Regions from separate parts of the Homo sapiens genome. Here region 2 is linked to region 1. A link is an interaction called in ENCODE POLR2A ChIA-PET data of the cell type or tissue named here. Cell type or tissue: GM12878. All regions are shown on one strand. Region 1 overlaps ZDHHC18 (zDHHC palmitoyltransferase 18). Region 2 has its middle 8.8 kb from the start of RPS6KA1.

Region 1 (2,500 bases):
AGCTGTGGGCCTGGGAGAGCTGTTAGCCTCTGGCAAATCAGGAGGCTAGGACTTGGTGGTTCCTGCAGGCTCTACAAGTCTTAGATTTCAAGTCTTCTCTGTCCCCCCACACAAGTCTGATTGCATATGAACTGGATTCATTGCCATGTGGGTGACACTGAGCGCCCACTGGTTCTGTTTGAGGGTCAGACCCAGAAACCATTGAGATGTATGGAGCAGAGTGTGACCCACTGGGAGCCCTTGGCCTTGGCAGTCTGCTCCTCAGGGGAAGGGCTTCTCTGAAGGCCAGAGCATCTGATGACGGAGACTTCAGAAGCAGCATGCAGGTGCCCACAGGTGTGTGCCTACTGTGCCACTCCTGGAAGCTTGGTTGATCTCAGGCCTCCCAGGGCCCCGTCATCTCCTTACCTGATCAGGTGCTACTCTGGCTATGGGGTGATGGTTAAAAGTATGAACCTCAAAGTCAGACCTGGCTTGGGTCCCACTTTAGCACTCCTGAGCCATGTGACCTTGGGCAGATTACTTAAACTCTCTGAGCTCTAGTTTCTTCATCTGTAAAGTGGGGAGCATAACTTCACAGGGTCCCAGTGAGGATTTGATGAGAAAGTACACAGGAACTGCTTAGCCTGGTACCTGGCCCATCCAGGTACAGTAGTACAGTAACTATCTGTAGATAGTACAGTAACTATCTACATAGTACAGTAACTATCTGTACATAGCACAGTAACTATCTGTACTTTGGATGTTGCTAACAGTAGTTTATTAATTAGGGCAGTGTCTGGCACATAGTAAGCCTTCAAAAGATGGTAGCTATTTTTCTGTCCCCTGGCAGCAGTTATTTACCGGGTACGTCCTTGGTGCCAGGTGCTGTGCAGTGTGCTGGAAATATAAAGCTGAACAAGAGAACATAGTCTATACCCACAGAGGAGCTTATGTTTTTTTATGTTTGTTTGTTGTTGTTGTTGTTGTTGTTGTTGTTGAGATAGAGTTTTGCTCTTGTTGCCTAGGCTGGAGTGCAATGGCACGATCTCGGCTCACTGCAACCTCTGCCTCCCGGGTTCAAGTGATTCTCCTGTCTCAGCCTCCTGAGTAGCTGGGATTACAGGCACATGCTACCACACCCTGCTAATTTTTCTGTTTTTATTAGAGATGGGGTTTCATCTTATTGGTCAGGCTGGTCTCGAACTCCTGACCTCAGGTATCCGCCCACCTCAGCCTCCCAAAGTGCTGGGATTGCAGGCGTGAGCCACTGCGCCTGGCCAAGCTTATGTTTTAGTGAGAGAAAAATAGCCATCACATAGACAAGTAGCTGAAATCTATACTAAATGTTATACAGGAAAGAAAGAGCATTGAAGTTCACTGTGTACAGAGTTGTCAAGGTAGGTCCTTCTGAGGAGGGAAGAGGAATCTGAGAAAAGGAACAGCAAGTGCAAAGGCCCTGAGGTAGGAGAGAGCCAGGCTTGTTATAGGAACTGTCATGGGCTATTGTGATGGGAGGAGCAGGAGCAAGACGAGAGTTTTGTAGAATGAGGCTGAAGTCCTCAGTAGGGCCCAGATCATGCCTGGCCTAGAAGGCCATGGTAGGGAGTTTGGATTGTATTCAAACTATATGGAAAGCAATTGGGAGGTTTTAAGCAGGGAAATGACATGATCTGATTGACATTTCCAAAAGTGGCTCTGGCTTCTGGGTGGACAGTGAGGTGACAACAGAGAGGATTGGCCATAGAGAGAGAGCCCTGATAGCTTCACTATCATGAAGCCATTCTCCCACCAGTGTCCAGAACTTCTAGAATGTTCTAGCCCTAAGATGGAGGAGGGAGCTTGAAGAGGGCTGTGGTAGGCAGCCTCCCTGGGGGACAGAGGCATGACCATTCAGCAGGCACAGGCTATTCTCTGAGGCAGCCAGGGTCAGGGGGTCTGAAAGCACTGCCTTGGGGATACCTGCCTACCTTGGGTCACAGTGACAGTGGCTGGACCATGCAGTTCCCCCAGCCCTCTACTCATTCTTCAGGTTGGAGCTTAGGATTGTCTCCTTCAGGTTGCCTTTCCTGACTGTGCTACTGCGTTCCCCTCCCCCACTAGAGCACACATCACCCTGTGTGGCAATTCCCTGTTTACATGTCTTGTTTTCCCCACTAGACCATAAGCCACAAGGGGGAGGGACTCTTGTCTTATCCGTCGTCATTATTCCTGCTGCTTATTGAAGGTGTTGCCTGCCACAGAGAAGACCTCAGTAAATATTTGTGGACTGAGTGAGTGAATGAATGAGTGAATGAACACTGCAGGATGGTTTGTCTCAGGTGACAGTCCACTAGTGTCTGCCTGAAGCTCTGTGTGTAGAGGGATTCTCTGGATGCAGAGGTTAGGAGTGCTGGGATCTATTGGACACATCTGCCATGTGCTCTGGAGGAAAGTATATCACAAGGATCAATTAGTGATGTCTGTTCCCGGTACTTATTGGGGAGTGGCTGCACTCATCAAGGAGCTGTGCCTCTGCCTC
Region 2 (2,500 bases), 310 kb before region 1:
GCCCTTGATGCCAACATGGCTCCCTGCGCTGAAGTTATCACTTCGACTGTATTCGTCTCTTCTGCTCTCTCATTCATCTCATAAGTTTTCTGAAGCCTTGCTCTCTTGGTCACTGCCTTGTGTTTCCTTGAACACCGCTGTAATCTGGTCTCTTGTGACATTTCAGGCATATCTTGCTGTTGTTCAGGGTAAGCAGGCCTATGGACCCTCAGATAAACTTCGATTTTCTTGCCATTAGTACTCAAACTGAGTTGTTGGCACCAGTCCCGCAAAGTGTCCCAACACACCTTATTAATGGGAGGCAAAATGGTCGGCAAGGGAAGAGCTGGTATTTTGCATCTAGCTTTTTGTGGAGCTGTAAATTGTTAATTTGTTTGAAGTAGATGACCTTGATTGTATTTCATAGGTTTCTCCAGTTTGACATCAGAAGTTGAAGAAACACTTGGTTCTGTTTGTTCCATATTTGGGTCATCTTTAACTGGCAGCAATGTCAAAATCACACTTTCCTCATCAGCTACTTCCCCCTCAAAGAAATTCTTCTTGCTGCTATCCAAATTTGAGTCTGACATTTTCAGCAACACCCCTGTCTTGTCCATTCGGTGATACATTTTTTTTAAAATTAGGCCTGGCATGATGGCTCATGCCTGTAATCCCAGCGCTCTGGGAGGCTCAGGCAGGCAGATCACTTGAGTCCAGGAGTTCGAGATCAGCCTGGGAAACATGGTGAGACCCCAGTCTCTGGGACTACAGGCGTGCACCACCACACCTGGCTAATTTTGTATTTTTAGTAGAGACGGGTTTCACCAGGCTTGACCACTCCCTCTTTGGCTTCGTTCTCATTCATCCCCTGACCACAGTCAGGGGAGTCCCTCCAGGCTGAGGCCTCATGTCTTCGCTGCACACAAGTGCAGAACCCACTCAGTGAACCCCAGGCCCCAATCTCTGGCTCTCTCCCTTCTTTGCAGGGGGAAGAATTTGGAGGGAAGGAAGGAAGTCTGTGATTGTCACCTACCATTTATTTTCTTCTTTTTTTTTTTTTTTTTTTTTGAGACAGAGTCTCACTCTGTTGCCCAGGCTGGAGTGCAGTGGTGCAATCTCGGCTGACTGCAAGCTCCACCTCCTGGGTTCACACCATTCTCCTGCCTCAGCCTCCTGAGTAGCTGGGACTACAGGAGCCCGCCACCACGCCCGGCTAATTTTTTGTATTTTTAGTAGAGACAGGGTTTCACCGTGTTAGCCAGGATGGTCTCGATCTCCTGACCTCGTGATCTGTCTGCCTTGGCTTCCCAAAGTGCTGGGATTACAGGCGTGAGCCACCACACCCGGCTGTCACCTACCATTTCTATGGAGCACCTATCGTGTGCCAGGTGCCACACAGGTATTTTATTGCCTGATCTCACTTAATACTCATAGCCACCTCTAGTTTTCTAAGGCACAAACTGAGGCTCAGAGGGGTTAACCGAAATACTCAAAGTCACACAGCTAGGAGGTAGCCAGACCAGGATTAGAGCCCAGGTTGGTGTGGCTCCATTCACAAGTACATTTTGAGGGCCTACAATATATCAAATGTATCCAGAGAAACAGCAGTAAACAGACAAGTCCTGCCTCATGGAGCTTTGTTCTAGTGGGAGAAACAAACAGGTAAATAAACAACAGGATTGCTAGTAAAGAGCATGCCATGAAAAATAAAAAGATAACGTAGGTTATATAGCTGATGGAGAGCTTTTTTTTTCTTTTTCTTCAGACAGTCTCGCTCTGTCACCCAGGCTGGAGTGCAATGTCGCAATCTTGGCTCATTGCAACCTCCGCCTCCTGGGTTCAAGTGATTCTCCTACCTCTGCCTCCCAGGAAGCTGGGATAACAGGCATGCGCGCCACCATGCCTGGCTGATTTTTGTAGTTTTAGTAGAGACAGGGATTCACCATGTTGGCCAGGCTGGTCTCAAACTCCTGATCTCAAGTGATCCGCCCGCCTCAGGCTCCCAAAGTGCTGGGATTATAGGCGTGAGCCACCGCGCCCGGCCAAGGGGAACTATTTTAGGTAAGATAAGAAAAGGAAAGTCCTCTCCGGGAGGTGACATTTGAGCAGAGGTGTGAATGAAGTAAGAGAGTGAACCCTGAGAAATGGAGAAAGAATGTTCCAGGTGGAGGGCATAGCAGGAGCAGAGCCTGACAGGAGCATACCAGGCATGTCCAGTGATCCGCAAAGATACCCGGTGGCAGGAGAGCGGCGAACGAGGGACAGAGTGGTAGGAGAGAGTGCCCGACGGAGTGGGCCGGGGCCTGGGGGGTTCACAGACTTGGCCAAGACTTTGGATTTGTTTGAAGTGTGATGGGGGAGGCGCAGGAGGATTTCAAGCAGAAGGATGACACCATTCCCATTCCTCAGATGAGGGATGAGACAGACAAGAGACTCTGCCCCCTCCATCACTCCATCACTGCTCCATCACTGTCACCCACTGTGTGCACACTGAGCTCTCCTGGACCCCTTTCTGAACTTA

What was found. ChIA-PET counts read pairs that join two places held together with the same protein. Peaks named below come from ENCODE experiments on the same cell type or tissue, not always from the same donor. Only the 100,000 strongest peaks of a DNase experiment are listed, where the experiment ranks them.
Region 2: POLR2A ChIA-PET joins it to region 1 with 5 read pairs; 4 of 35 experiments call an interaction of 5 or more read pairs at or near these places.

What each region holds. Positions count from the first base shown.
Region 1 is chr1:26,829,821-26,832,320 of GRCh38, forward strand. The region is part of intron 1 of ZDHHC18 (zDHHC palmitoyltransferase 18); the gene reads left to right. Among named protein-coding and RNA genes, the nearest start is that of ZDHHC18, 4.4 kb to the left of the region's middle. In GM12878, no CTCF peak of the experiment used is centred here; no DNase peak of the experiment used is centred here; H3K4me3 peaks cover 2,264 bases; H3K27ac peaks cover 1,645 bases.
Region 2 is chr1:26,519,682-26,522,181 of GRCh38, forward strand. It overlaps the pseudogene DPPA2P2. Among named protein-coding and RNA genes, the nearest start is that of RPS6KA1, 8.8 kb to the right of the region's middle. In GM12878, no CTCF peak of the experiment used is centred here; no DNase peak of the experiment used is centred here.